Regions from separate parts of the Mus musculus genome. Here all the other regions are linked to region 1. Evidence: chromatin loops called from intact Hi-C (ENCODE). Cell type or tissue: heart. All regions are shown on one strand. Each heading gives the region's core, and the rest is flanking DNA. Links, peaks and the distances in the headings are about the cores only.

Region 1 (8,070 bases), core at 953-5,952:
GTAGTTTTAGTTCCTTTTAATCTTTCAGTGGTCTGATTGGGCTCTCAGAAAATTCTAGTGTTTCCTTCATCAGGATAACAGTGTCACCCGCTGCTCTTTTGCCAACCAAGCAGTGTACACTGAGACCGACCGTCATCACGTCTTCATCTCCAAAGGAAGGGAGTGGCTATTAGGTACAGGCTGAAGGAGACATAGCTCAGGGAAATTGAAAATGAAATTTCAAGGGTTTATTCTTGAGATGAGCACCCTCTCTCGAGGCAAAGGGGGGGATGGGGTGAAGAACTCTCGAAGGGGATACCGGGAAGGGGGGCGATATTTGGAATAAATAAGTAAATAAATAAAGCATTAAAAAAAAAGACACGGTCCTCTTGTGATTTTCCTAGCAATATATGGTTGCCAGTTCCTTGCTCTCTAAATCCTAGGAAATTGAGGGGTGAAGGTGACAATCAGCTGTCGTATTTTGTCTCCCAGGAGCATTCTTTTTTCCTGTTCCATGAATTCCTTTGGTATAAGGAAGTTGTCAAGATGGTGTGTGTATATGTGTGCAGACCTGATGGGAGAGGGGACCGCTGTAATCAGAAAGGGCCTGGGGAAGAAGCTCTGAGACTGCAGAGAGCAGGTGGTGGAGAGGAGAGAGGACGGTCAGAGCTGAGTTTTCTGTAAGGCCCCTCCATGTCTCTGAGACCATCTTAACTCTGCAAGGGTCTCAGTCCACTTCTGTCGTGGAAGGACAAACAGTACCATCTGGAGAGGTGTACAAAGTGTATTCTGGTGTGCCTATTCTTTTAGGATCCTGGTCACCAGAACTGTATGTGAATATTTAGGGGGGAAAAAAGTAGATCAGGCCAGAGGGGTGGTCTTCTGGGTAAAGAAGTAGTTAGGCAAGAAAAGAATTCATTCCCATAGCCGTGGTAGAGAGACAACCCAGATGGTCTTTGGTAGATGGATAGAGAGCTACATTGTGTCTTGTGTCTGTGTCTGTGTCTGTGTCTGTGTCTGTGTCTGTGTCTGTGTCTGTGTCTGTGTCTGTGGCTGTGGCTGTGTCTGTGGCTGTGGCTGTGGCTGTGTCTGTGTCTGTGTGTCTGTGGCTGTGTCTCTGTGTCTGTGTCTGTGTCTGTGTCTGTGTCTGTCTGTGTCTGTGTCTGTGTCTGTCTGTGTCTGTGTCTGTGTCTGTGTCTGTGTCTGTGTCTGTGTCTGTGTCTGTGTCTGTGTCTCTGTCTGTGTCTGTCTGTGTCTGTGTCTGTGTCTGTGTCTGTGTCTCTGTCTCTGTCTGTGTCTGTGTCTCTGTCTCTGTCTGTGTCTGTGTCTGTCTGTGTCTGTGTCTGTGTCTGTGTCTGTGTCTGTGTCTGTGTCTGTGTCTGTGTCTGTGTCTGTGTCTGTGTCTGTGTCTGTGTCTGTCTGTGTCTGTGTCTGTGTCTGTGTCTGTGTCTGTGTCTGTGTCTGTGGCTGTGGCTGTGGCTGTGGCTGTGGCTGTGGCTGTGTCTATGTCTATGTCTGTATCTGGATGTATAGATTAGAATGATACTGTCTTAAAAATATAAAATGGAAGGAAGTTCTTCCTTTGTGAGAGTATGACCAGGCAGACACCGAGTTTAGCAGAATGAACGGTGAGTAGGAGAGCAAATATGGCATGGTCCTATTTACACATGGAATTTTAAAAGCTAAAATTCATAAAAATGGAGTTTGCAACTGTTATTTTGCTTAAAATGATGATCTCTAGTGCCACATATTTTCTTGCAGACAGCTTAATTTTGTTCCTCTTTATGGTTGAATAAATTCCATTGTATAGACTTATACTATATTTCCCATAGCCAGAAAAATGGCCAGCATTCATTGGTCAAAGAGCCTGAAGTTTCTCTTTTGTAAGACAGGTAGGTTCTTGGTGCCTAATGTGCCTATGGTGGCTATGTTTATGGGACTGGAAATAGGCTATTCTGTTTGGGATTGCTGCTCCGACTTCTACACGATTCAGTTCCCTAAACAATCTAGGCTGTGAATCGCAACTGCACCTCTTCAGAGTTCTGTGTCTTTTGGTAGGCACAAAAGAATGAGCAAAATGAAGGCTTGTTAGAAAACAAACCTGGAATTGATGTCACAAGGCTTAATGGTAGTCTTCTTCATATGACCTGGGTTTCACACACACACCACAGACACATTTATACCTATGTATTCCCCCATCTCACACAAACTGCATATTCACAGAAATACCACACACACACTATACACACACAGAGACACACACACAAACACATGCGCACACACCATAGACACATTTACATACCTATGTACATTTCCCTCCCCACATCTCACACAGACTGCAAATATACATAGATCACACACACATACACACACACACAAATACTACATACACACACCATACACACACCAACCACACTCCCCAATGACAACCCCCAACATACACATACACATCTATGTACACACACTCCCACCACACTCCCACACAGCCGTATTCACACCCCACCCCCACATAGATAACACACATACCATACATACACACACCAACTACACCCTGACACCATATCCCCCAACACACACACACACACACACACACACCAGCTTAGTGGTGACCACTTCATGATAGATAATATGTAAAGAAGCAGTTGCATTCCTTGACTATATTGTCAATTATATGTCTATAAGGCAGAAAAAAAAGAAAAGGATGCCATGTGTCTTCTGAGTCCTTTACCGCTTTAGGAAATGGGTTTGCCATTCACTTCAGGACAGCGACAAAGGTGGCCCCACTCAAAGGGAGCATTCCAGCACATTCCAGCTTGAACTGGATAAGAGGAAGCAGTCTCACACAGGGGGAAAGACCACAGGCATCAGGCCCTATTTCTGCGTGCAGTGTGCCCTAAAATTCAAAAGAGGGCAGCAGATAACCTACACTCACTGCTTAGAGGACCCAGCAAGTGTGTCACCTGAGGAATGCCAGGGCAGGGAGTCGTGGTCTTTTTCAAAACTCGTGGAACTCTGGCGTTCACCATGCCAGAAATTCGTTTCCAGTCCCATGTGCTTGAAAAGCAGGTACGTGATTCATAAGATAGAACGGAGCGAGTGAAGACTTTGTCCTAGCAGACTCCTGCCCATCCCCCCGCCCCCAACCTACGGAGGGTAGGAGGGTAGGTGCTGTCCCCAAAGGCAGTGCGAGCGGTGGTGCCAAGTGGCACTGTGAGGGGCGAAGGCTGCCGGGCTGCCTCTGTTCTCTGTTGTCCTGTGGTTGCTTCTGCAGGGTCTCTTCAGGAAACAGAGCCCCCTACAGAGTCTGTTCTTGGCAGAGGCTTTCTACCCAGTAAGATCCAACCAAGAGAGAAAGAGGGAGGGAGAGAGAGAGAGAGAGAGAGAGAGAGAGAGAGAGAGAGAGAGAGAGAATGAATGCAAGAGTGTCAGTTTGGGACAGGAAGGTCACGTCCCATGTCCTAGAGGCTTGGCTTTTAAAGAGACTGAGATGGCACAGGAAAGACCTCTGAGACCTCAAGTTGAAAACACAATCTTTTATTACTATTATTGTTGGAGTTTTTTTTTTGTTTTTTGTTTTTCAAAAAAAGTGTTTCTCTGTGTCGCCCTGGCTGTCCCAGAACTCTATAGATCAGGCTAGCCTCCAACTCAGAGATCCGCCTGCTTCTGCCTCTCTAATGCTAGGATCAAAAGCATGTGCCGCCATTCCCTGCCTGAACACACAATCAGACCTGTAGAGTCATCTCTGCATCACAAGGTCCTCTTTATAATGCAGTTCCTGAGGAAAGTGACTTCGGGAGTGGATCCCAAATGCTGTCCCTCCTTAAGCAGAGGAGGAAGACTGATGGAAATGGAACACTGGACAGTTCAGACAAATCTCAAGCTGGCTGTGAAATGCTCCTGAGATCTTCCGAACTTGGTGGTGATGATGGCTTCTTGTTGTTGTTGTTGTTTTGTTTACTTGTTTTGTTTTTTAAAATTCTGCCTAATGCTCAGCCACTACTTTCTCTTCACAGAGCACGACAGAATCACCTCAGCCTACCCAGAAAACGCCAGGCTATTTAACAAGTAGTTTAGATGCTGCCTCTGAAAGTTGAACCCTTTATGTCTTTTTAACGGATTTTTCATTTCTTCATAAATAATTGAAATGTGTTAAAAATTTAATCAACAAAGTAAATTATTAGATCTGTGGAGAGAGTTCTGATCACAAACTGGGAAAATATGCTCTCTCTCTCTCTCTCTCTCCTCTCTCTCTCTCCTCTCTCTCCTTTTTGTAACCGCAAAGCAACTGTTATAGCAAACTCTATAGCAAAGTTAGATGCTATACTGTTTAGATACACACCTGATGCTGCACGAAAGATTTTGGGAAGCATGCCTTAAAGTTCTGTGCTGATTTAATATTAAACAGTCACTCTGGAGTTCTCTTTGTATGTGTGATACTGAAATCTAGACTTGGCAAGAACACAGATGCACAAGCACATGCTTAGTCTCTGTAGTGCTGAGGCAGGGGGATTAACACTGTATGGGTGTCTCACATGGCAGGCATTTGGAAGTCCAAGCTGATCAGCAAATTGGTAAGATCTGAGGAGTACTGAGGACCTCAGGATTGACTTGTGCAGTGGTTATGCAATCTTTCCCCCAGAACAAAACAAAGCAAAACAAACAAACAAACAAACAAACAACAACAACAAAAGTGCTGTGACCGTCTTATCAGGAGCAGCCTTCAGTCTCTAGAGTTGCTATTGTTCAAAAACAGCGTGGTTCTCTTGGGGCCGAACCCTTTCTTGAGTGTAAAGGCCGGGGAATGGCTGTGTTTGCAGAGTTTGCATGAAAGGGGAAGGGTCTCTCAGAAAAAAAAGGAATATATAATATAACAGCGCAAATAGGGGTTCTTAAAAAGGAGAGAGGAGGGAGGGAAAAGAAAAAGAAGAAATTGGGGAAAGAAAAAAAGGATGAATTCCGATAGTGTAAATGTTATTCATTCATTTATTTACTTACTTATTGTGAAGTTAAAGATTTTCCTTCTGAGGATAGGAGGCCTGGGCCTTAAAAGAAATACTTTTATTTTCTGTGTCTGGGTGCTTTGCCCAGATGTTTGTTTGTGCAGAACATGCCTTGTTGTTGTGACAGTTGTAGGTCACCATGTGGGTGCTGGAGACCGAGCGAGAGCTGTTCTCGGCAAGAGCAGCACGCGCTCCTAACCGCTGAGGATGTAGGCTCACACATAAACAAATGCTTTTAGTTTTATTTTATTTTAGAGTATGGACGTTCTGCCTGAATGCATGTCTGTGCAGACCCTGCCTGGTTCCTTGGAGGTCAGGAAGAAGGCGATGAATCCCCTGTTCTAGGGAGGCTTGAGTTAAGCCAGCACAAACGGCACATCCTAGGGCTTCACACCTTTAGTTGCGTTATCAGTGCAATATTGGACTTTGATATTTTTTCATAATGCCTCTACTTTATGACTCCTGGGATGCTGCAATGGACGCAGTGGGCTCCTAAATATTGGCACACCCCTATCTCTCTGTTGAGTTTACCACACATAAGGACACATAAATGCCCCAAGTAATTTTCAACATCAGTTATAAGAGACAGCTTTTTCTCAGCTCTGAAGAATACAGAGTTTTGGATGCTATTTTCAACTTTAGCCTGTTAATTCTGTTTTTGATTTTGAGATTGGGGGGGGGGGGGCGAGGGTCTCACAAAGTTCCAAGATGGTCATGAACTTGCTGAGGCTGGTCTCGAACTCCTGAATATCTTCCGTCTGTTTCCCCAAGTACTAGTATTACAGGTGTGTGTCTTCACTCCTGATTCTTATCTGGTTTCTCAGCTGTTATACGGCAGGCTACTCTAATTCTGTCTTTGTCTTTCAAAGTTGCTTCTGCACCAGAAGAATGTAAATAGACTAGTCAGTGTGCAAGTTATGAGCATTTAGCCACACATCAGGAAACAGATCAAAACATAGGTAAGCGCTGAACCTGACCTTCCAGAGCAAAATCAACAGACACAGCCCCCCACCCCCACCCCCAGCTTCCTATGAGGAAGCTCAAAGAAAGCAGGGCTTCTTAGTTTTCCCAGCACTGCAGTTCTGTCTTGCCTGAACCCTTTGTCTTGACTTTCTTCAAATGTGTCTTGTACCGTAGTGTTTAAGATGCTGGGGTCTGTACACAGAGCATCATGACTATTCTGGAGACTGTTCAAGAAGTCTGATTTCCCTCAAGTGTGTGTGTGCTCTTTTGAAATCACTGCTGTGGGTATCTAGTGACGGCATCATACACACCCATGCCTTTTATTTTCATTTTATTTTATTTTTGGTTTTTCGAAACAGGGTTTCTCTGTGTAGCCCTGGCTGTCCTGGCACTCACTTTGTAGGCCAGGCTGGCCTCGAACTCAGAAATCTGCCTGCCTCTGCTTCCCAAGTGCTAGGATTAAAGGCGTGCACCACCACACCCGTCTATGCCTTTTAATTTTGCTTATACCTTTCTTCCCACTGGGCCAGGGCAGGCACACTCTGGCCATTCCTGTCTCTATCAAACATGTGAGTGTCCATGAAATTTGACGACAGTAATAGCACATCCCAACTCTATACACGGTTAGTGTGTTAGTACTCAGTAGTCCCATGGTAGGTAGTAGTAAGGCTATCATAATAGTTTTGGTAGGACTATTTAGCTGGTGTTTCCATGCTGGGCTATAGGCAATGTCTTAGGGTGATTTAATATAGGAAATGTGATAAGATTTTTTTTTTCTGAATGTGTTTCTTCAGAAGAGTATCATCACTATTAAAACCTGGTTGTTTATGCTGCCTGAATGGCTACCACATAGATGCAATGAGAGGCGGCAATAACTTGGGAAGATGTAGGAGAGGGTGGCACCTTTGCCCATCCTTTTGTGTTTTCCTTGGCAGCTAGTATGCTTTAGTGTGAACATATAGGAGGTTATTATGTTATCATTTCCACTCAGAGAAGGACAGGGACAAAAACCAAGGCTACAAAGGAGCCAGCACTTGATACCTGACCTGTCCCTGGGTCCCATGCAGAGACTCCCCTGGGAGGGAGACAGCTCAGTTGTTAAAGGACTTTGTGCACCAGCTCAGAGACCTGAGGACAGATCCCCAAAAGGCTTGTAAAACAAAACAAAACAAAACAAAACAAAACAAAACAAAACAAAAACACCAGGCAAGGCAGCTTGCTCTCCCAAAGTAGAGACAGGCAGATGGATCCCTGGAGTTTCCGGACAAGCTCATCTACTCAACCAGTGAGCTTCCAGGTTCATCGAGAGACCCTTGACCATACCTCCTGCTGGCCTCTGGCCTCCACATGCATACACATGCGTCACACGTCACACACATCGAGGCCCCCTTGGTGGTTCTTAATCCTTGTAGAGAGCTTCACACACACATACGCACAAGCACACGCACGCACCCGCAGACACACAGAGCTCCCTTTTTTCTGAAACAGGTCTTCTCTGCAAACCCTGGCTATTCTAGAACTCCCTATATAAACCAGGCTGGCCTCCACCTTCTGGAGCTCTGCCTACCTGTTTGTCCTTAATGCTGGGATCAAAGTTGCACACTACTACTCTCTGCTGCAGGAGAAGAGGGAGGGAGAGAGATGGGGGGAGATTTCCCCCTACCTGCAGCTTCCAATCCACCCACATCCAGTCACTTGTCCTTTCCCCTCCTTGCCCTGCAGTTTCAGCCCAGGCTCTGACTATTTTCCCTAACTTGAATGAGTGGAGCCTCTTTTTCTACTGAGGATACAGGGATCTGCACTTTCCCTTCTCAATGTCTCCTTCTGACCCTCTGCTTGCGGCTGACAGCACTCCTTCCTTCTCAAGAACACACAGCTTATCTGTCTTCTGTGTTGGAGGCAGCCAAAGGCTTTTAGATAATGAAAATCTCTCCTGTGTATTTGAGCTGCAAAGAATTTGCTAGACTTGCTGGCACAGAGCTGGCACTTGTGTTCTGCAATCTTCAGAAGGTCAGGGGTCTTACCATGTACATGGTTACAGGAAAATAATGATCGTATGGACTGAGGAGTAGCCGGAGTAGCCGCTACCTGGTGGGGTGAGGAAAATTTTTTCCAAAAGAGGTAGCTG
Region 2 (8,070 bases), core at 1,956-6,955, 970 kb after region 1:
GATGCCAAGAAGTGCTTGTTGACAGGAGCCTGATATAGCTCTCTCCTGAGAGGAGAGCCTGACAAATACAGAGGTGGATGCTCGAAGACAACCATTGGACTGAGCATGGGGTTCCCAATGGAGGAGTAGGAGAAAGGACTGAAGGAGCTGAAGGGGTTTGCAGCCCCATAGGAGAACAACAATATCAACCAACCAGATCCCCCAGAGCTCCCAGGGACTAAACCACCAACCAAGGAGTACACATGGAAGGACCCATGGCTCCAGCCACATATGTAGCAGAGGATAACCTTGCCAGGCATCAATGGAAGGAGAGGCCCTTGGTCCTGGGAAGGCTTGATGCCCCAGTGTAGGGGAATGTCAGGACAGGGAAGTGGTAGTGGGTGGGTGAGTACCCTCATAGAAGCAGAGAGAGGGAGGACGGAATAGGGAAGTTCCGAGGGGGAAACCGGGAAAGAGAATAACATTTGAAATGTAAATAAATAAAATATCCAATAAAAAATTACAACATTGCCCACTTTCATTAATATAAATGAAATATCTGTATTAATGATATGTGTCTATAAAAAGGGCAGAGGCAGGACTGGGCAAAAACAAAATGATCAGGAAAAAAATTAATTACCTTTAGATTATTCACAACTTTAGGCAATACCGCTGACTGCAAATGCATTGTATAAAGATAATGAAGGTTCAACGGAGACTCACCCTGGGAAAGTCACCCTGAAGGAGCTACACCCCAGGAGTGAGGAACCTGGTTGAGAGGAGCAGCGCAGGGCAGCTGTGTGGTCCCCCAGTCCAGCGGCAGCACCTGGAAACACCTCAGAAACAAACCTTCTCAACCCTCACTGCAGATTCACGGACGCTGGAACTCTGGAAAGGGTAGGAGGGCTGCAGGGATGCTTGCTTTACCATGCCTTCCAGGAGACAAGGAAATCAATTGCAGAATCATTTTCATCACCCTGGTGACTGATAACAGGAAGTTAATCCAGGTAAAATAATCATATTAAAATAAAGGATGGAACAACTCAGGGAGGGAAGCAGATGATTTTATCAAAAAATCAATGATCCGGGGATGAGGGTTTCAGCTCATTTCGAATTCTGTCCCCAGATCTTCCAGGCAGCGGATGAATTCCCCCTATACCTTGTTTCCCTCTTCCTGTTTATACAGGTTCCAATGAAAGCAAGCTGGACATCTTTTAAGGACTAACAAGATACAGGGGATATGCAGGAAGAGAGGGTTTAAATAGCCCAAGAAGTACGCCTCAGAGGTGGGCAGCTCAAAGACAACTCTAGCAAAGAAACAAACAAGCAAGAGGTGAGATGGCTGGAGAACCACAATGGGGCCATCTGCTGGCATTTACTTATATGTACACCTACTATATAGGTCAATAGTGTGTACTTATATATATACCTCAGACTATGGGTCGGTAGTGTGTAGCTACTTATACTTCAGAGTACAGGTAGTGTTTACTTACACACACCTCAGAAGACACAATAGGAGCTGTTTACTTACATTTACATCAGACCTTAAAAAGCAAGGATTTGTAGAAATCTCTAAAGTACAAGTATGCAGCAAGGTTAAAAAATAAATGAAATGGGGGGGTGGGGGTTGGGGATTTAGCTCTGTGGCAGAGCACTTGCCTAGCAAGCACAAGGCCTTGGGTTCAGTCCTCAGCTCTGAAATAGAAGGAGGAGGAAAGGGGGGTAGGGGGATGGGGAAGAAGAAGAAGAAGAAGAAGAAGAAGAAGAAGAAGAAGAAGAAGAAGAAGAAGAAGAAGGAGAAGGAGAAGGAGAAGGAGAAGGAGAAGGAGAAGGAGAAGGAGAAGGAGAAGGAGAAGGAGAAGGAGAAGGAGAAGGAGAAGGAGAAGGAGAAGAAAAGGAGGAGGAGGAGGAGGAGAAGAAGGAGGAGGAGGAGGAGGAAGGAAGGAAGGAAGGATTTTTTAAAGAGAAGAGTGAAGAAAGGAGGGAAGAAGGGAGGAGAGGGGAAAAGGTGGAAGGAAGGGACGGAGGGAGGGAGGGACAATGATGAGATCCAAGAAAAATAAGGGTAGAAAGATAAGATGAAGCCATGGGTAAACCAGGGGTGGCCACCTTTCAACTTAAAGTTTACTTGTAAACATGACAAGATCCAAAGAATAAAGTAAATCAATGACACTGAATCCAAGGAGAAATGACCACTAAGGACGATTTTACTGAGTACTGAGCAACCTTTCTAGTATCTCCTTTTTTTCTTTTTCTTTTTCTTTTTCTTTTTCTTTTTTTTTTTTTTTTGAGATGAAAATTTGGTGATGAAAATCTCAAACTGTGCCCACTCTCAGGACTAAGCAGTGATTCCTTCCTGCGGATATTTGAGAATGAAATCAGAAAGTCAAGAACAAAGAGATAAACGAGGAGCTGGAGAGATGGCTCAGCCGTTAAAAGATCAGGCTCCCCCTCCAGAGGACCCTGGTTCAGTTCCCAGCACCCACAGGGGGGGATGGGCCCTCCCTCCGCAACAACTGATCAACTGCTCCCACAGACCTGCCTATGGACAGGCTATGGACTCAACTGAAGTTCCTCATTCCCAGATGACCTTAGCTGGTGCCGAGTTGCCAAACACCTAAGCAGCACAATTGGCAACCAGTCAATGTACCACACAAATAGATCACCATTAAACCATAGCCTTGTCCCCTAAGTCTCACGCTTAATTCATAATATAAAACATAATCCACCTTTAAATGTTACCCAAATCCTTGAAAATCCCAATGGTTTAAAAGTCTCAGATATCTTAAGTGTAAGTTCATAGGAATATCAAACACAAGTCGCATACATCCAACATGTTATCAGTCCAAGTAGATGGTCCTGCTCCAGCAACAGCCAAGGGTGCAACAGTGGATTCTCATATGGGAGCAAAATCAAACCCAGAAACAAAAACACCAAATCTTGCAACTCCAATGATCTCAGCACTTGAGATTGGGACATATTATTCTGGGTTCCAGCCCTGCTACATCACATCAAGCCTTGACTGCTCTCTGTAACCCCTTCAATCCCTGGGTTGACACTGCAACTGAGGCTGTGTCTTTCCCAAGGGCCTCTCTTGATCTCTCATAATGCCAAGCCCCAACTGATCGCCATGACGCCTTCATGTCTTTAGAATCACCTCGAACACCTGCACATATTATAAAGCTGAACTTCTAGCTTGACATACATTCTTGCCCTTCTGGAAGCAGCTTAAGGTCTGTGTACAAACATTAAGGAAATACTTCCCAAAAGATTCCACCTGAAGGATGCTCATCTCCTATCTTGATCCCTTAGCCCAGCTGGCCAGAAACTACAGATTCTTCATTCAAATACATCAAAATAAACAGCCATGACGGAATCTTTGAGAGACTCTCAAACTTCCCTCTGAAATTCCACAAGCCAAGCCTCCCTATCTGCATTGTCCTCCGTGTTCTCTTCAAGGCTCCCCCAGAAGAGCCCATTAGGTTCTAAGCACTCAATGGCTTCTCCAGCCCAAGATTCCAAACTCTTTCTACAGAAAAAATCCTCCTCCAAACAACATGGTTTTCAAGTCTGTCATAGCAATACCTCGTGATCCCAATTTCTGTCCTAGTTTGCTTTTTACTGTGTGAAAATCACCTCAACCAAAAGCAATGTGGGAAGAAAGGGTTTATTTGGCTTACAGCTCCACATCACAGTCCATCACTGAGAGAAGTCAGGCAGGAACCTAGAGGCAGGAACCTGGAGGCAGGAATTAAAACAGAGACCATGAAGGAATGGCTTGTTCTCTGCTTTCTTAAACAACCCAGGAGCACCTGTCCCAAGGGTTGTACCACCCTCAGTGGGTTGGCTCCTCCCACATCAATCAAGAAAATGTCCCCATAGGCTTACACCATTCTAATTCGAAGGCATTTTCTCAATGAAAGTTCCCTCTTCCTAGATGGCTTTAGCTGTGTCAAATTGCCAAGGTGGGGGGGGGGGGAACAGCCAGCAATGGAAGGTCTCCTCCTAGGTCATGATACTTCTGTTTCTCTCAGGAATACACCAGGGCCACTTCGCTCTCTTTTCGTATGTCATAAACATTAAGATAAAAACCATAACAGAAAAGGGATATTATCAATCTTCTGTTTTAAAATATTAATGCACCCTTAAACAATGTCAATATCAACAACAACAAATCAAACACAAAGGACAGTTTACTGCCTTCTTCCCTGTTTACACTGCCAAATCTCAAGTGCTATAACTTAAAAACCATACTATACATAGTGAATATTCCCAGGGACCCTGGGACCCTGGTGTAGCCATGGAAAAAGTGAGACTGTTGAACATACATGGTGTGCATTATAGCCTATTACTAACACATGGTTTGTGTTAGGCAGTAACATTCAAAGTTATTGGTGGTTTGGGTTGAGGTTTATTTTTTTCAGAGTTTCACTGTATAAATGAAACCTGCTGGAACTCACTAGTAGCCCAGGCTAGCCTCCATTTCTCAGCCAACCCCCTACACTATAAGTAACAGTATGAAAAAGAGGCAATACAGGGTTTGTGTTTTCTTCTCCTTCTCCTCTTCCTCCTCCTCCTCCTTCTTGTTTTTCAGTGCTGTAGGTGCTATGGGTGCGTACCCACAGCTTCCCACTGTTGCAGGGAATCAGGTTTTTCTTACTAAAGAATTTTCAAGTAACTACACGAAGCGAGGGGAAAGCTACTAGTAAAGTCAGGCTCCCATCTGCAGAAATCCAGAAGGGGAGATAGGAAAATCAGTTGAGACCCTGCAGGACCACTTCATTATTTGATGATGAATATACAGAGCCCTTCTGAAGATGAACATCTATGACTTCCAGCTGGGCACATGAGCAGGCACCAGAGTTTGTAATGATAATGCACCACTGCCCTCTAGTGTGTAACCTAAGAAGATAACATACTGAGAAAAAAAAAATCACAGACAGCATACCAGGTTATTGTTTTGTTTTGCTTTCTGAGTCAGGGTTTCAACGCAGCCTAGGCTGGCCTTGAACCCCTAATCTTCCTGCCTCTACCTCCTGCCTCCTCACCTAGAGAAGGGGCTGGGATTACAACCCTGTGCCACCATGTTCAACTGAAATTATTTTTATCTGCAAGTCTCAAAGCATTCTCTTTCCAGGTGAATGACAGGGACAGAAAGAGTAAAGTAACCCAATGTTGCAGGACTCCGGAGCTGCAGGGCTGGGACCAGACCTCAGGCCGCAGGAGTGTTAGCTCTTCAGATGAGAGTGTTCCTCACACATCCCCTTCTTAACCTGCAGCCTCAGTCTCGGTCATCCTTTGAGACTTTGGGAGCCCTCTTTGTTGCCTGGGTCACTGCTTCCAACCATGCAACTCCCTGCTTAAGTCCCTTCATCCCTGTGAGCCCAGGGCGTCCTCAATCACAAGTTCAAATCCTTACAATTGTTTAGCAAAAAAAAAAAAAAAAAAAAAAAAAAAAAAAAAAAGACAATGGTTAATGAGGCCTCTTTGACAAGAACAGTCTATTATCAGCAAGCTAATGACCATTTAGGCCATGGTGGGGATGCCAGCCTACAATTAGGTCTACAGTGATGTACAAACAGAAAGGGACTCTGTGATAGTTAAACATGATCCTTTAGTCCAATTGTTCATTGGGGAAGAAATAAAACAAACCTTAGATCCCAACCCGAGAAAGCCTAAAACTCAAACTTGGGCATGCTAGGCAGTGACCTGTTAGCCCACAAATCGAGATATTTCTTAACAAGCATGCAAGCATGTAAGGCCATATTCTTTCAAAAATACTCTGCATTGAAGGGAGATCCCCTCCCACCCCCGTGCCCATGGCTCATAGGCGCGTACACACACACACACACACACACACACACACACATATATATATATATATATATATACACATTTTATTTCACTTTGCTTGTTTGCTGCTTTCCAAAGCCTTTCCTCTGATTGTGTATCATCTGTGTCAACATTAAAGATACGTTAAATCTTGGCAAAATCTCTTTAGGTATTGAAAAGGATCTGAGAATTAACTGTTGGAATACAAAGGAGCATGAAGTTTTTATAACTAGATGGGAGTGCTGTGCTCGATTGAAGAACAGTGTGTTGTTGCAGAGAGTAAGGCTCGCTAGCAATGACGTAAAGCACTTTCTTAGCATGAACCAGGCCCAGGATTCGAGAAAATAACAATTAGGTTATGAGGTCCAACCACACAGATCAGTGTTTGCCTGGTAACTTTCCTAAACTATAGCCTCTGAGAGCCTCACCTTTGAGGTACCTTGCTGAGAACAAGGCACCACAGCCAAGCACCTAATGTCTTAAAGAAAGGGATATCTGTCAGCTTGCTCATTTGCTAGGACAAAAGGCCACACAAAAGCAGCTTGAGGAAGTGGGGTTGGTTTTAGCTCACACTTTAACTTTGCAGCCCATCATAGCAGGAAGTCCTGGCAACAGGAGCCAGGGATGGCCTGTCACACAGAGCCTACAGTCAGAAAGCAGAGAGCCAAGCAAGATGGTTCTCAGCTGCCTTTCTTCTTGTTTCAAGTCTGGGATCCCAGTTTATGGAATGCTGCCACCCACGTTTAGATTGAGTCTTTCCACTTTAATTAGTCCAATCTAGAGAATCATTTAGAGATGAGCCCAGGGATTTGTCTCCATGTGTCCCAGATCCTATCAACCTGACACCTAACGTTAACCATCACAGAAGGTGAATGATTACAAAACCCTCTTAAAGATCCCAGCAGAAGCGGGGACAGATGCTCCCTCATCTGTATGCTCCTCCTCCTCTGCATCACCCAGCATTGCGGGATCCTTCTCAGGGTGTCAATCCGATGTTTAGATCTAGAGAAATGTCTTTCTGGGAAAGGCATAAGAAGGAGCGCCTTGGGCTGCTGGACAAAGCAGAAGAAATCCAGTCAAGATTGTGAAGATAAAAAAGGGGGAACAGGAGCCACCTAACCCTAACCATCCAGCTTTGAGTTGCAGTTTCCCTTGCTCAAGTCTGACAACCTTCCTTACTGCTATGCTTTTTGGTTGGCTGGTTGGGTTGAGTTTGGGCTGGGTTGGGTTGAGTTGGGTTGGGTTGGGTTGGGTTGTTTGGTTTGGCTTGGGCTGGGTTTGGTTGGTTGGGTTGGGTTGGGTTGGCTGGATTGGTTTGGTTTGGTTTGGTTTGGTTTGGTTTGGTTTGGTTTTTCAAGACAGGGTCTCTCTGAGTAACCCTGGCTGTCCTGGAACTCACTCTCTAGACCAGGATGGCCTCAAAGTTACAGAAATCCAACTGCCTCTGCCTCCCAAGCACTGGGATTAAAGGCATGTGCTACCATGCCCAGCTGCTGTGCTTTTTTTAAACCTGTATTTATTGTTATGGAGGGAGGGAGAACATGATGTTGTGCACATATGTGAAGGTCAGAGGACAACTAGCAGGAGTGAGTTCAAACTCCAGTCCTCTGGCTTAGCAGCAAGCACCTTTAACCCCTGAGCCATCTCCCTGAGCTCCTCCTACACTTGTGAATGAATCTCAGCAGCATCCTCTGGGTCCACACGTCAAGTTTCTAACCCATCCTCTCTATCTGTTCAGCTTTACCGCTCTCTTATCCATCTGTCTAAAAGCATTCTTGAGTTTTTCTCTACACTTAAAAGTCAACACCACAAGCCCTTATATTGTCGTCGTCTCCTCTCCGGGTCATAGAAAGATAAAGCAGTGTGGAGAATCCGTAATTTACAAAAGGAAAACAACAATAACTGTGCTGGAAGGGTGTATAATTTAGGAGCAGAAGAATGGGTAGCTCTCCACTGAAAACCATGGTAATCCATAAACGATGGGATGTAATTAAATCCCGAGCCGCGTTGTCAGGCTCTGAGCGCCTCTAGCTGAGGAGAGGCAGGACTAGGAATCCCCGTGACTTGATGGTTTGAGATGCTTTGTGTGCAGACATAGCAGACAACCCCGTGCACGAGATTCAGCAGCAGCGGCATCCTGCAGCGTGGAGAGAGCAAACACTGCAGACTGTGGAGAGGGCTCAGCTAGGAAAATGCTCATCATGAGGACCTCAGTTCAGATCCTCAGCAGTCTTATAAAAGCTAAACGGTGCCTAGAGT
Region 3 (8,070 bases), core at 1,457-6,456, 610 kb after region 1:
TTGTTTATCCACATAAGTGTAATCACCTGATCTTTAGCAAAAGAGTAAAAACCATAATGCAGTAGAGAACAGTGTTTTCAACTGCACCGAGAGAGGTGTGGGTTAGACACAGACTTTAACAGTTTAGAAATACTCTTAGAAGATAATATAGAAGAAAAATGTATAGCCTTGGATTTGATGACATCTTTTTAGATGTGACAGCACAGCCAAACTCCCTGAAAGGCACAATGAGTAATCAGGACCTGGCTCATTCTAAGATGTTCTGCTCTGCAAAGGGTACCATCAAAAACATGCTCCCAAGACCGGCATCCAAACAGAGGAGATCCACAAATAGCAAACAAAGTGTGGGAAGAGGCTCTGAATCATAGGTCATAGAGGGATACAAATAAAGATGGTGATAAGATGCTGCTGCTGCTACACTATTAGATTGGCCTAAACCAAAAACAATGGACCTCAGATGCCAGCAAGGGTATGGAGAAATGAGACTGTTGTTCACTCTTGGTGGCAATGTGAAATGAGATTGCCATTCCACATGGCAAGGTAGTGGTTTCCCATAGAACTTATTCTATGATACAACAATTTCATCCTGTGGTACTTGTACAAAAAAAAAGAAAACTTTTGTCTATATGAAAATCTACACATGGACACTTATAACAGCCTCCTTAATAATTGCTAAAGCACAGAAGCCACCAAGACGTCTTTAAATAGATCACTAGGTAAATAATTATGATACATCTGAACAATGGAATGTTATTCAGTGCTGAAGGAAATGGGCTACTAACCCCCGAAAAGACCCGGAGGGAACTTAAATGCCCTAATTGACAGAAGCAAAACTGAAAAGGTCACACTGCAGATTCATTACTCCATCTTATTAGAAAAAGAAAAACCAAAGACAATAAAATAAGCCACTTGCTGGGGTTTAGGAAAAGGAGAAAATTCATAGACAGAACAAAAAAGAAATCTGGGAACAATGAAACAACTCTGTAAAAAACAATGATGATAGCTATATTAGTCAAAATGTATAGACTATACAACCCCAAGAATTAACCCAAATATAAAGTATAAGGGACATATAGTAACAATGTGTTAATGTGTGCACCTCATTCATAAAATGTAGCATGCTGCTAGAGAACATTGATAGGAGGGTGTGCCTGTGTGTAAACAGAGATATAGAATACAGCTCTACTCTTTCTTTCAATGATGCTACAAACCTTAAACTTAGCACTCTCTAAAGGAAAAGAAAAATTGATGACAGACAAGGGGATATGAGTCATATATCAACAAACTTCACCCCAATTGAATCCCATCTTGACACAACACAGCAACAAGAAAGCTAAGTTTCTATTATGAAGTATAAACTCTTCTAACCATTCATTTATAATCCCATCAGGACCTACAAATAATTGTTCAATATTATTCCTCCTTGTACCTTACCACTTAATCAAAATATTAAAAAAAATACTTCTTCACTTATTGGCTTATTCAAGTCTGCACATTTGTCCCAGAGACTAGAGTCTCAGTAAGTAATGAATAAAAGACAAAGAATATCATTTCCCTGTAGAGCCTACATTCTTCATCATCGGGGTGAATGAGGGATGACAAGGAGCCAACAGCAATTTATTATTGATTTTAAAGTCTCCCCATGTAGAATAACAGGAATGACAGAAAGGGTTATGAAAAGCTTCTTTCAACATCAAATAATGACACCACATCTCCCAGACATCCTTTTGTTGCCCAGTGTGGCAGAAGCATCATTTGAGACCCGCCTTTAGAATGCCAATCATGCTGTGGCCCTCCACAGATCTGCTGCATTGGGAAAGGATCTGTACTTCACCACACAGAATGTGGAGGCAAAAGATCCTGCCGAGGATTGTCGCTAAGGGGCTGCTCTCCATAAATTAATTATCCAATATTAACCCTAGTTTCAAAAGGCAAGGGGTCTCTCTCTCTCTCTCTCTCTCTCTCTCTCTCTCTCTCTCTCTTTCTCTGTCATCTGCATAAAAGGGAGAAGGACACCCTGATGGTTGGGTAATGGCCACCCCGTGCCTTATGTACACACCAGCCATACTGTGATGTTAAGTAATATCTGGTTTATCTTTTCAATTTTATACTTTCTTCTCCCCTTATCCCTTCCTGTTTTCTATAGTGATATTTATTCTTTCTGATATGCCTCCATTTCTTTCATGAGGATACAAGGAAAGTATCAAAGGTATCAGGTTGTCCTCACTTTTAAAAGTACACAACTAATAGGCACTTCTTCCCTATCACCAGGCAAAGACTAGAGGCACTGTTTATAGAGGGGTGTGCCTCAACCTCACATCCCCACATCCCTTTTCCCCCTTCTAATTCATATCAAGCCCCCTGACTCCCTCTCAAATTCATTACCTCTTCTTTGTTATTGTTACATTATCTTACATGTATGTGTGTGTATACATATATATATGCATACAAGTAAAAATGTACACACACGCATACATACACACACACATACATACTGCTAAGTCCTTTTAGCATTGCTCTTACATATATGTGCTTAGGGCTTATAACCTATCAGCTGAATTACTGCTGGAGAAGACCTATTCTTCCTCTATAGGAAGTCTTTAATTGCCTATAGCACTTCAGCTAGGGATAGGAACCCTGTAGGATTCCCTCCATTCACACTGGTATACCAGTTGGTGCTGCTATTATGCAGGACATGCTTAGACAATGATTTCATGGGTGCAGTTTTCCTATTGCATATAGAAGACACTATCTTGCCGCAGTATCCTAGGCCTCTGGCTCTTACAATCTTTCCACACCCTCTTCTGTGATGTTCCCTGAGCCTTACGTGCAGGAGTTGTGTTGTAGTTATATTATCAGAGCTGGGCACCTCATGGGCTACATTCACTACATTTTAGAACAGTGATGGATATGGACACCATTACAGAAATCCGCCATCTTTGTTACCTCCCTCTTGCTGTTTGTAATATTTGCAGTCACTTTCGAATACATGTAGTCCTTGGCTGGTTTTCAAAGAACTGGAAGATCCTCTGAGTTCCTGATGGCAACATAACTGAGATAAATTTCTTCCGTTCCCACGTGCAAGTGATCATAAAAGGAATGGGAAAAGCAAGCATTTAAGAGACTTTATTTTCGAGAAAATGTGAATGCCTGTACCCTTCAATTTCAAACTGAAGGCAAGCAGCCTGGTATATACACTTCTCAGAGGTGGGAGGTTAGACTTTCACTCCATGGAAGCAATATACCACTGTGTACAATAGGATTCTGAAACAAGAAGACAGCATAGACAACCTGTTCTGTCCTAGCTTGAAGCTGTATAGAATAATGGGGGAAATAAACATATAAGCAGAGTTACCATTTAAGAAACCATTGCAGAATTTCCCTGGTATAGCTAGTCCCTTCCTCTACTTCTGGTAGAACTAAATGCTTAAAAAAAATTCCATAGTAGACTTTTGACTGTGGCTTTTCAGTTTATTTACCTCAACCCATCATCTCAACTTCAAAATAGGAAATGAATGCTTAAGAACCAAACCAAGAAGCCAGGGAGAAGACCAAAGTAAACAGCTTCTTCCCAGCGCTGACCTTGACAATTGGCCTGGCCTGGTACCAGTCACTGCGGCTGGAGTTCTCCTGTGAGAAAGGCAGATGTTTTCTTCCTTCCACCCTTGGGGTCTGCTCTCTGACCCAATTTAAGTTGCAAGGTGTACACACCTAGAGAGAGGGTTGAAAAAAACAGATATCTGGGGAATGGAGTGCCAGGACGTAGTACCCACAGAAGAACAAATTCCTCTTTCGGCGGGCAGCCCTGCATGTGCGCAGGTCACAGCCAGGCTTTCTCGTTAAAATGAAAATGCCTGCTCACCTTGCTTTCTGGTTTGCATGACTTCTTTCTTCAGGAAGTCTTTAGAGGCAGAATATAGGTATGCACAATGGAGAACATCTTGCGTTGTTAGATTGTTTTAAGTCATTAGACAGTTCAACTAATGACTAATCAGTTATTGGTGAGACAAACCAGAAGTGAGGGAGACATTTTCACAGCAAAGCCGGACGCTTACTGATCTGTGATCAGTTAGCTAGGGAAGACTTTTATTAGCCAAAACCACGAGACCTCTGTCTCCTACATATCTTTTAGCTTCAAAGTCTAGAAAGTCAGCAGTTGTCCGTCAGGAAGTTGCCCACAGTGCAGGAGGCACAAAACACCAATTTATCAAATACCTATGCCTTGCCATAACCTTATTCTGGCTGCTGCCCAACCTGAGCTCTGCAAGGACCAGCCTGCCAGCCCGGAGGAGGAGATCCTCAGAGGTTGACGGCCGATGGGCTCCCCCTAGAGGCCAATTGATGCTTCGGAGCAATGACGGCACCATGGCAGGTTGCCAGGAAACCAACTCCTTGGAGCCAGGGCAGAAAAACACAGGAGCAGAGGGTCCCCTGTCAGCGCATTGTTTGGTTAGAGGATTTCATCTCTCTGGAGGGCATAGCTGAGTGCAGATCCCGTCTAAAACCAAGGAGAAGAGGGACTCTATTAGTCCCAGCGGGGGAGCTTCTTTTATCATCATCATCATCATCATCATCATCATCATCTCTCTGCTTCTTGGGGGCCACCTCCTTCCCTTGCTTTGCTTACACTCCTGGTATTTATTTTCCATAGCAGCTCTTGCAAAGGCAAGGCAGAGCTGGAGGGGAGCCCTGTGTTCAGGAAAGTAAATGGCTGAGCTCCAGCAGTCAGCAGAGCAATGTGCATTTGGTTCCTGCAGCTTCATACCTACCGAGCTCCTTTTCCTTTGAAAGAGCTCGGCCTTGGTTTTCTTTTTTTCCCTCAGCAAGATACCATAAGGTTTTAGAAAACGCAACTTATAAGCGAAGGCTCTAAAGAAAACTCACACAGCATTTTCTGTGATTATTATGTTTAGGTAGCATTTTAAGATGTGTGTAGTTATAAGTGTTGCTGGAGCCAAATCTTTCATAATACTGATTATTCTTTGAATGGTCTTCATATACTTTAGGATGGATTTTAGAATTGTCTCCCTAACCCCCTCAGCTCTGTGTTGCCAAGCCTCTTGCTAGGTGTGAACTCCCTGTGTGTGTTATTTATAGCATCACTCTTTCCCTCTCATACTTTCTCTTTCCTGTTCCATTTGCTGTTTCAGAATGCATTTGTGTGTCAGAGGTCCTTCAGGACAGCTAGGCCACTAAGAATAGAGTGCAGCCTATATTATTTATAGAAGCAGGGCCACACCCAAGAAGTTGGGGAGTGAGAGGCTGAGGAAGGGCTAGGGGCCCAGACAAGTCTGTCCCCATCAGCCCTCGGGGAGGGGCACAAATGAACAAGTGGGAGCTTGCAGGAGAACTCGGGGGAATGAGGTCAGGCGCACCCAGCCTGAGGTGAGTGTCAGGACGAGCTGGTGCAGTCAGCAGGAGAATCTTGCCTCTGCCTCTGGTGATCAAGCTGAGTTAGCGCAGGTTAGCAAGCTGAGTTAGCGCAGGTTAGCAAGAACACAGGGTGCCCAAGAAAGAGGTAGACACACGGCAAGGACTGAGAAGGTGAAACAGCCTGTCTCCTCTCTGTCTGCCTCTCTCTGGTAGCATCTAATCATGACTGAACTCACCTGTGTTTACGGTGTCTTGGTTCTACTTTCCGAACGGTGCAAATGCTGCTTTGGGTCAACTCTAACCTGGAGCCATAGAAGGAAAAAAGGATTCTGAGAGCCAGGCTGATCTGAGACAAAGCTGAGTATTTGACATTCAGCTTTCTATGCCGCGTACGCAATTATAAATTTCTTATTTACCTATCTATAAAGACCTACATTGAAGCACCAACCGAATTTCCTCCTGAGGAACTTGGAAGTGACAACTTGAAGACACGATAGCCTGTGTACCAACAGCTGCCTGGGAGCCTTCGTTGGGGGTCAGAGTTTAGTTGGCTGTGGGCCCCTTGCAGACCCTTACATCAGTTTGCACCACTAATAAAGGAATCAAAACAACACGGCACGAACAATTCAGGAGACGTATTAGCTTGAATGATTGAGAAGTTCAGCCTCCGGGCATGAACTGATTGGAGCTACAAACACATTGGGTTTTTTCTTGTTTTTTTTGTTTTTTGTTGTTGTTGTTGTTGTTGTTGTTGTTGATTTTTTTTCTCTCTTCGGGAGCTGAGGACCGAACTCAACGCCTTGAGCTTGCTAGGCAAGCGCTGTACCACTGAGCTAAATCCCCAACCCCATTCCAAACACATTTCTTTTGCATTTTTATTCCTCCGGCAGTTTTGCAGGGCACTGGCCCACAGCGATGCAGCTACATGCTTCTTTGGCCACATGCATGAGAACTAAAGCAACAGGCTTCTCTGCTGGAAAACAAATCCACTGTGGATAGTGTCACTGGAGTCCCCGTTATGTCCAGGGAAAAAACCATGAGACAAGTAGCTCTCAGAGACAATACTGGTGGGGTCACAGCATCAATTACTCCCAATTTAGCACAGCAGCTCATGCATGTGCGTTGCTTTACTAAACCTACAATAACAGACTATCACAGACTGCAAGGCTTCATCTACAGAAATTAATTTTGCATAGCTCTGGATTTCCCTGAGGCCTTTTGATTTCCCTGGGGTAAAGGTGGTTGCCACCTCATTGTGTCCTCTCATGATCTTCGCTGCTCTGAACGTGGTTGTCTCTAGTGTCTCAGGTTCGTCTCCTAGGGACACCGGCACTGCTGGGTTGGGTCTCCATCCTCATGACATTGTTTATCAGTAATTGGCTTTGTATCTCCAATGTAGTCACACTGGGAAGAGGTCAGGCTTTATTGTATGACTTTTGGGTGACACAGCTCAGTCTAGAACACATGGGAACAATGGAGATGATCTTTTCAAATAACAGGACCTCGATAGCATAAGGAAGTGACAGACATTAGGGAAGCAACTCTAACGTTCTGTACCATCCACAAAGCCCTCTAAAGTTACTTCCTTTCACCCTAGATTCTAAAAACATCATTAATTAGGTGTTTGTCTTCCCAGGGGCAAGCTACTACTATATATGGGCCTCCTGGGCCTTAATATTTTGTCTTAGTAAACATTTTTTAAGGCATATTCCAAGGGACACTTGACTGTCACTTAAATAAATGTTTGTAAATCCTAAATGTTACAGATCAAGATTTTAAATTACAAATTAACCTATTATTTAAATGTCTCTAAGATGCTCTAAGAGTTTTTTAAAGAAGGTATTTACCATCACACATCAGGGGACCAGTCAACCTCTTTGTCAATGCAGGACTTTCCCCCAAATCTGACCTATGAAAATATTCCCACAGAATACATTTCAGGAAATGCTATTCTCAGAAATTACCACTCTCTATTCAAAGCAGTATGAGATGAGCCGCATGAGAGAACACTGCAGGTTGAACGATTCCCTGGGTATAAGTTAGGCAAGGAGGACGTCCCACTATCCACTCGTCTAATTTATTTTTATTCTGCTTTTGTTCTTGTTGAGAAACAAAGTTTCTTGCTTTGGGAAAGTAAGCCAATACATGTCTATTTCAGTCTCCTCTCACAGAAAGGCTGTTATTTTGGTGTTGTTTGACAGAATCCATTCAAATGGAACACCTGGAAGTGTGTGGTCCCCGCCTAGCTGCACCTGTTGTGGCCAAGGGCTACGAGAAACTATTAACAGGAACAAGGAAGAGAGGTCCGGAATAATGAAATGTCTGTGCCAAAATGATTATACTCTAAGAACTCTGCAAAACAAGAAAGTGAAGAGCCAGTGACCAAAGGAGAAAATAAAGTGGCAGCCGCCCAGAGACAGGAGCAGCTCAGAGCTTCAATTTGTAATGACTGAGTGGGATGCCGAGCCAAGATCTCAGTACCGCCCCTTTGCTCTTGGGACGCTCTTTCCTATTTTAAACACTTGGACACCATAAGGAGCGGATGCATCCAACATATAGCCCGAGACATCTGTTAAAGCAAGGTAAAACAGAAAAACCTGAAGGTAATTTGGAAGCTTCCAAACACCTGTGAGTCCGACAACAGTCGAACCTCCCCTTCTTCCGAAACACAGATGAGCTTGAACCTTCTGGGCATTC
Region 4 (8,070 bases), core at 1,632-6,631, 920 kb after region 1:
CACCAGCATGAGCGCCTGCTAACAAGTCTGTAGGTTTCAAAGTTAGGACTTACCTGAAACGCTGTGATGCAAACGTGTCTTAAAATTATCATTCTACCACCCCTAAAACCCCAGTCTGAGAGCCCTGTGCAAACCCCAGGTTCCCTTATGGCTACTGAGGAACAAGGCTATTAAGGGCCAGAGACTAACACACTCCCGGAACGGTAGAGAAGAAATGCAAGCCCGATTTTGTTCCAAACGACATCCAAAAGCTAAGTTAGGAGTTAATGAAGAAATCGGACGCTTCCCCCCAACAACATAGGAGACGCTGGCTCTCTCGCTGCTGCTCAGTGCACGTGACTGTCAGAAGGAATAAACACAAGAGGGTGTGGAATGAAAATGTGTTCCACAGAAGTATACAGCTACTCTTTATAACAAAAACTGGATCATGGACACCTCAGCCCCAACAGCTTCACCACATAACACCAAATAGTATTGCTCTACTGTCTTGTGAAGCAGCCTGAAAGGATCCGTAATCTAGAGCTGATCTCGGGATCCCGAAGGACTGAAAGAGAATCTGTGGCTTTACATACAATTTCATGTATGACACTGGGTGATGCTCTGGAGCCAGGCATGGATTAAGACTGGTTCTGGAGTAAGCAAAGAGGAACAAAAGCCAGGAAGTTCCGAGGCCACAAGTTTTGCCCTCCACGTGCCCACTCTGAGCATCAGCGTGGCAAATTATCTTTGCCTATGTCATAATTAGTCACCAGACTCCCGGGAGGAACACAATCAGCTGGTAAATCTATTATGTTCTTCTCCCAGAATCCTTAGTGTCCAGAAGTCAGAAAGCCAACAAAGGACGCAGGGAGGATAGGATGGCTGCCTCATTAGGAGTCCCTGTCACTGATCAGTCCTGGCATCCTCCTGAGAACCAATCATAAAACAGATAGATGAAAGTGGGATGTCTCCACTTTCCCAGCACTTGCCCAACCTCTACCCACTTCCTTCCCGTTCTAGCAACCCTCATTTGCATATTAAGCTTCTGATTGGCTCTCAGAGTCTACTGAGAGCTGTCTGCAAAGCTTCTTGTGCTCGCATAAACCTGAGACCTTGTTCAGAAGAAAAAGAAAATCTCACATTATACACACGTGAGATTTTCATGTGTGTGTGTGTGTGTGTGTGTACATATATATATATATATGCTATGATAAAATACCTTTGTGGGTTTTTTGTATTTTTTTTAGTCAAAGAGGTCATCTAACTAATAAATTTCATGTTCCTTCTTTTTACTGTGAAGACACTTCCTCAGAGGTATCATCTTGTAGCTTTTAAATGTGAGTTTCTCCTTCTACACTTTTGATTTCTCCCCTGAGACCCCCTAGAGTAAATAGTTCTAAGTGCCTTCCAGGCCAGTCATGGCCAAAGGGCATGGGGACCTCTGCCTCGACCAGAGGACATGGGGACAGACCTGATGTCTGGAGCTGATATCTTCTCTAAAGCTGAAGCTGGAAGGGTTGGCCCCTTCTTGGGGACAGCTGTTTCAAACTTAGCAGGCAGCTGGCAACAGCCCCCTTGTTTGAAGCCAGGGCAAAGAACAATGATTCCGGCATCCTCTGCAGCCGTCACCAGATCCATCTCGCATCTCCTTCCGGCCCACACGACTGCTGTCACTGTGATTATGGAGGCAGCAGTTGTGCGGTAATTAGGATCCTCCTGGGCCAGCCAATCTCAATAGAGCAGGATGCCAGCTGCTCCGGCGCCAGAAACATCTCAGTGGCACCCGGTTCTCCTCAGTACTTGTCCTCTCTCCAAACTCTCCCCTGTCCGTCTCTGGTATCGCTCAAGTCAGGTTACACCAAGGAAGTGACTTCCCCTCTGCTCCGGATCCAAGGTCGTTTGGTTTTCTGGCTCACCCAGAGCTGGGATAGCTCAAGACCAGGTGGAAAGTGAAGGGTAGCCAGTTACCCTCGGCAACCCTGTCACGGGAGGTGGGACTATGGATTATGTCAGCAAGCAGAGCATCAATTCCCTATTTATCAGCGTTAATGTTCACACAGTGTCAGTGAGTCCTCCTCTCCAGTGGGCACTATGTTACATTTCTCCAACAGTCTTAATTCTGGGGTCTTTCTGGCACTGGAAACTGTCAACTCAAAGATCCACACGAGATGACCCACTTGGTTTCTTGATAGCCGGAAGACAGCCAACTGTGGGAAGAAACTCTCTGAGGTGCCCGGAACCCTCTTGGCTTCTGTTCCCATTTTCCTACCCTTCCTCACTCTGGGACCTTGAAAAAAGTATAAGCAGGAGATAGCAAAAATGCTCTTCCACTGGCTTGCTGGTGTGGTTAGGAAAGCCAACCTAGCTTGGGACAAGATGTCTCCCTCCAGTCTCTAGTTCCAGGAACCAGGAGAGAGGCACAGCTCCAGTCTCCCTAAGGGAAACCAGGAGGAAGTCAAGACCTGAGCACACTGGTCCTCCTGGCTGCTCAGGTCTGTCTCCCACACACATGTCTCTCTCGTCTCACTTAAACTTGCTCCATTATAACATTCCAGTGTGTTTAAAGGCTGGAACTTTTTTGTTTGTTTGGTTTTGGTTTTTGGTTTGTTGGTTTGGTTTTTTTTTGGGGGGGGGGGTGGGTTTTTTTGTTTGTTTGTTTTTGTTTTTGGGTTTTTGGCTTTTGTTTTTTTTTGTTTTTTTTTGTTTTTTTTTTTTGAGACAGGGTTTCTCTGTATAGCCCTGGCTGTCCTGGAACTCACTTTGTAGACCAGGCTGGCCTCGAACTCAGAAATCTGCCTACCTCTGCCTCCCGAGTGCTGGGATTAAAGGTGAGTGCCGCCACAACCCGCACTTATAAGTCACTCAACTACTTTCCAAATCCTGGTCTGCCATCCATCTATAACCTCCAGTTTCTTGCTGCCGATGGAGACATTAAGGTCTCAATGGTCTAATGTTTCAACATTAGAACAGAAAGAAAGAACATTAGAAAGAACATAAGAAAGAAAGAAAGAAAGAGAGAGAGAGAGAGAGAGAGAGGAAGGAAGGAAGGAAGGAAGGAAGGAAGGAAGAAAGAAAGAAAGAAAGAAAGAAAGAAAGAAAGAAAGAAAGAAAGAAAGAAAGAAAGAAAGAAAGAAAGAAAGGGCATTGTTTTAAGTCCCATTTCTCCCCCTGTGACTCAAAATTAGGACATTATAAGAAAGTTGTCCTGAACCCTGGTTTTCTGGCTCCCTGGGGCATCCCACCCAGTTCCGGGACTTTCCCCTCCAGAAAGAAAGAGGCACTTTTGATGGAAGTGAAGCTCTGTGGAGGGTGGAGTCAGAGAATTCTCAAAGGCTGTCCAGCTTCTCCCAAAATGCCTAAGGCATCACTTTAATCCTGGGTAAATACAGCCAAGGAGTCTCTGGAAAGGCAGTGGTACCAAGAACAAGCCACAAAGAAACAGTTTGATTGTGGTGAACTGAAGGAATGGCCATTTTAATTGCTGTCTGCCTGCAGGCTGTGCTGCGCCCCCCTAACTAAGGAAAGGAAGTACCAGCTGGCCCTTGCTAAAGAGTGCCCAGGAGCCAAAGACCAGAACACACTGGTCACAGGACACCTCGAATCCTCCTGTCCCTCAGCTGAGGGAGTTTGGTGTATGACAAACTGACATAGCCAAAGATGAATGAATGCTAGGGCATTATCAAGCCCCAAAAGAGCTGTGGCTGGTGACCACATCACTGTAACTAATCAGCCAATCCGCCAAAGTGGAGTCACCCATAAGAACTGTCCAGAGGAGCAGGTGGCTGGTGAAATAGCCCAGACTTGTATAGCACAAGAAGAAGTCTGTCTCAGCCTCTGGTAATAGAACATACGGATCTTCAAAGACTTAAGGGAGCAGACAGCATATTAGAAGATGCAAAAGGCATGATATACCATATAAGAAGACATTGGAAGAATATTGGCCTGGTAGCTTCATTTGCTATAGAAGAATCATTCATTTCAAGCCTTGATAACCTAGAACATTTTCAAATAACAAAATTATGGGCTGAAGAATCTCAGAGGCAGGTCAATGTTGGTCATGATCCAGCATGCCAAAGGCCTTGGCATCCATCCTCCACACTGGACATCAGTAACCAACTGATGAGACCAACAGTGACCCTTGCTCCAGCCATCTCTGGCTGGAAGATGGTTTCAAACCCTGAGTAGATGGGAGTAGTCCCGCCATGACGTCACATTCAGTCTCTGGTTGATAATACAGTAAACTAGTACCTGCCCCACCACAGCTTCCTTTCCTGGAAGCCCTTCGTGGGTAAGTGTCTCTGTTCTCAGTATCAAACACAGAAGAACCTTCACTGCTACCACCAATATCACACCATCAATACCCTGTCTCCCGATGAGATCCTTTGCCTAGGTATCTTGTTGCCTAGGTAGAGGCTGATCAATGCACTGATCCCAAAAGTTCCAACCTTGTTCAGTCGTGTCGAGTGCCCCACTCTTGCTCAATAGATCCTAACTGGAACTTACCCTTTTTGAGGTCACTTTGGCATAGAGACAAAATGACATGGGTGGTAGTAGCTCAGGCCATCATGATCCCATGAATGAGTTCAAGATGCAGCATACAATTCCCCATCTCCTCTCTCCCTTGTCCCTTTGTCCCCTCTAATCCCAGATTGCTTCTGCTACCCATATTAAATTAATACATGATCATTTTCACATACACCAATGAGCCCAAAGCTTTCAACATCTTGCTAGAAATTACTGTGACTCCATCTTTCAAATGCAGTGTTGATAATCCCTTTAGACTCATAAAGAGCTCATTGGAACCAGCACTGGAGGAATTAAATGTGTCGTCTCACCAAACAGAGACACAAATCTGTTACTAAGAAAAAGATGGTTGTGGTGGGCTTTGAAGTTTTCACACTATTCTAGTTTGATTTCTGTCGCTGTGAAACAGGAATGGCCATGAACAACTTGGGAAGAATAGGGTTCATTTTATCCTCCACTGTATAGTCACCAGGAAGAGAAGTTAGACCGGGAACTCAATGCTGGAATCTGGAGGCAGAGATTAAAGCTGGACCGTGAAGGAATGATACTTACTGGCTTGCTCAGCCTGCTTTTTTTATGGCTCCCAGGACCATCTGGTCCAGTGGTTGATACTGCTCCCAGTCAGCTTGGCCCTCTCTCTCATCATTCATTAATCAAGAAAACGCACCATGGTCTTGCTACAGACAATCTGAGGGGAGCATTTTCTCAACTGAGTTTCTTCTTCCCAGTTAACTCTAGCTGGTGTTTAGCTGACAAAAAAAAAACTAACTGAAACACACCTTCTTCACATTAAAGAAGAAGTATCGTATTAGATCCAGCACCTTTAATCCTATTCTTATGTCCTGCCCATCCACAATTCTCCCTGTCACTCAGTCAAAAGTGAAATAAAAACCATGTATTCAAGGGAGCTCTGTCTCCTATTAGAGTTCTCGTCTGTGTCAAAGTCTTCCTTTCTGTGTATCCTGTTCCTTTTCTGATTTAGAAATGCTTTCCAGAATCAGGGTACTTACTTAGTTTGGCTTTAGAATTTAGGAGAAAGAGCTATTTTTAAGATCAGCAATTGCTCTTGCTCCCACTGCAGCATGGAACAGAATGGACTTAGGCTAGGAGACCTGAATCCTGTTCCCAACACCTTGATGTCAGATTTTTCCTTTCCTTAAAGCAAGGATGGTTTTAGGGGCTTTGCGGGGAGCTCAGTGATTAAATGCTTGACACTCAGACCAGTGTTCTAAGACACTTAACCAGTGAGCTCCAGGTTTAGTGAGTGAAAATGTCTATAGATAGATAGATAGATAGATAGATAGATAGATAGATATATGAATGGATAGATAGATGATAGATAGATAGATGATAGATAGATAGATAGATAGATAGATAGATAGATAGATGATAGATAGATGGATAGATAGATAGATAGATCGGTGGGTGTGTGGATAGATAGATAGATAGATAGATAGATAGATAGATAGATAGAGATGGACTATGCTAGTACAAACATCCCTAATTAAGCCCAGTAGCACACACACACACACACACACACACACACACACACACACACACACACGAGATTCAAAGGAGGAGGGGAACTTGTTGGAAGGGTTCAGTTAGGGAAGGAGGAGGAGAGTGGGGAATAAAGGGTGAAATAAGTAAAGTTTGTCAGAAGCATCATGAAACTGTCAAATAAAAAAACTAAATAAATATGGAGTGCTATTTTCTTAAAAAAAAAAACAACATTGTCTAATCCTTTGGTAAAGTTATTCCCTTAGGAACCACCCCCTTTTCCCAAGAGGGGTGTCTATATGTATATATGGGGGAGGTGCTTACAATGAGAAAGAACAGAATAATGCTTATTTTAGAGTATTTTGTTGAACCACCACTATTCTGATTTCCACTATGTTCAAACATACATACAGGAGCCTAAACTTGAGCGGAACACGGATGACACCAGTGGACATGCATATGTGGAAGGAGGAAATCCCAGAAGGTCTCCGCCTCAGTAGCTTGCAATTCAAGAAAAAGAGCCACAGACAACCGAGGGATGCTGGGAGCTGAGAAATAGGCTCCCCAAGGAAGAGCACACCAACTGGTTATCCAATACCAATGGTCAGCCCAGAAATCCTACATGCAAGTAACAGCATACAGATTGAGCATGTTGTATTTGTGTATTCAGGAATATATATATATATGTATATTTACACATATAAGACAATATGTTGAGGAAATATGGTTAGACACTTTGAGCATCAAAACTGTGTCCCATTCTTCGTGGGTGCCCTGCCAAGACAAGAAAGCCATTCATCAGCCACTCCTGTCAAACATGGACTCTCAGCTGAGTATCTGCTGGGGACAGGGCTTAAAGCAGGAACTGTGTAGCACAAGGTCATGTTCCTTACCTGGAAAACGTTAACGTTCTGTTAAGGCAACACAGAAAAGGTGTTTGGGGTGGGAAGATTTTTTTTTTTTCCCCAGAATCCCGGACTAGTCCAAACTCTATCCAGTAAAATCATTAAAAGATTTAATGACTAAACACAAACAGGGAGCTGTGTAGTGAGAAGCCCAAGTGCCCACATGAGGCAAGGCAAATTGGAAGGATGGAGATCTATCACCCACCCACTCCCCATTTCGTCATTCAGCTAAATGTGCACTCTACTTACAGAAGTCTGTGACAATGAAGCAATAATGCGCATGTCCTAACCCTACGGAACAAGAAAGGTGGGGTTCCTTCTCTACATTTCCACTATCTCAAAAAGCTATAGAAGGTGCATCTTGGTGGGAGACCTGAGAGCCTGATCGGGCCCCAGAAGCCAGCTCCTAGCTGATTCCGCGTAGTTGCGCTCCCTCTGGTGTCAGAAGGAGAGATGGCAGCCCTCTAGTTCAACCTTCGTCTCCCTTGGAAGAAGCACTGGTGTCTTGCCCAACCTCTGAAGTTCTGCCTGTCTGTTTCAGAAGCTCAATGCTGAATTTTAGAACAAGATGTCTGACAAGAGCTCCCTCTTCATTAGGACATCTCGCTTGTTTGCAGTGATCGTGGCACTTAAAAAAGACCATATGTCTCTGAGCTGCTCCTTGGCAGGGCGTCTCCAGTGTTTACCAAATCTATTTTGTATGCCTTGCTAATAATAGTGTGGCAGGTCCCCAGGCGGAGTGAGGGGGACTGAAGGCTTCTTGTTCCTGTCGGCCCTCTGGATTCTGCCCTCGGACTATGAAAGGCCTCTTAGTTCTCGGGCGATGACTGAGACGGGGTTCAAAGTTTCCCAAATGCTGTTATTTTGGGAAACATTTATTTCGAGGGCTAAACTGTAATCTTTTGACAAATCAACATTGAGCAATGCTCTTCACTTTGCTATCCTCCAGACGTTAAACGACTGTCTTTAAAAGAAATTCACAAGTTAGTACCAAAGCCATTTAACAATCATATCTATAACTGTCCCATGAACCACACTCTGAATTTTTTTTTTTTTAGTTTAGTTTAGGAATTAAGAAAGTCATCTGGGTAGAATGGAAGATTCTTCTAATCACAGTGCTTGGGGTTGGGGGGTCTGAGGCAAAAGGTCCTGAGTTCCAGGT

The links. Peaks named below come from ENCODE experiments on the same cell type or tissue, not always from the same donor. Only the 100,000 strongest peaks of a DNase experiment are listed, where the experiment ranks them.
Region 2: it touches region 1 in a loop (5-fold over the local background); 5 of 42 quality-filtered maps call a loop at or near these places.
Region 3: a loop joins it to region 1, with 6 times the contacts of the local background. A loop is called at or near these places in 14 of 42 quality-filtered maps.
Region 4: it touches region 1 in a loop (6-fold over the local background); 10 of 42 quality-filtered maps call a loop at or near these places.

Annotation. Positions count from the first base shown.
Region 1 is chr13:48,268,738-48,276,807 of GRCm38, reverse strand. A330048O09Rik (RIKEN cDNA A330048O09 gene) reads left to right here and starts at 2,924. Exons shown (of 3, transcript NR_045162.1): 1 at 2,924-3,045; 2 at 3,752-3,898; 3 at 3,993-4,390. In heart, for the core only: a CTCF peak has its summit at 2,880; no DNase peak of the experiment used is centred there; H3K4me3 peaks cover 679 bases; H3K27ac peaks cover 628 bases.
Region 2 is chr13:47,298,036-47,306,105 of GRCm38, reverse strand. No RefSeq gene overlaps it. Among named protein-coding and RNA genes, the nearest start is that of Gm52039, 65 kb to the right of the region's middle. In heart, for the core only: a CTCF peak has its summit at 4,880 (motif pointing left); no DNase peak of the experiment used is centred there.
Region 3 is chr13:47,663,781-47,671,850 of GRCm38, reverse strand. It overlaps 4930471G24Rik (RIKEN cDNA 4930471G24 gene), which reads right to left and starts at 4,301. Exons shown (of 2, transcript NR_153835.1): 1 at 3,863-4,301; 2 at 3,458-3,711. In heart, for the core only: a CTCF peak has its summit at 4,336 (motif pointing left); a DNase peak (open chromatin) is centred at 4,350; H3K4me3 peaks cover 277 bases; H3K27ac peaks cover 1,111 bases.
Region 4 is chr13:47,348,242-47,356,311 of GRCm38, reverse strand. No RefSeq gene overlaps it. Among named protein-coding and RNA genes, the nearest start is that of Gm35733, 86 kb to the left of the region's middle. In heart, for the core only: no CTCF peak of the experiment used is centred there; no DNase peak of the experiment used is centred there.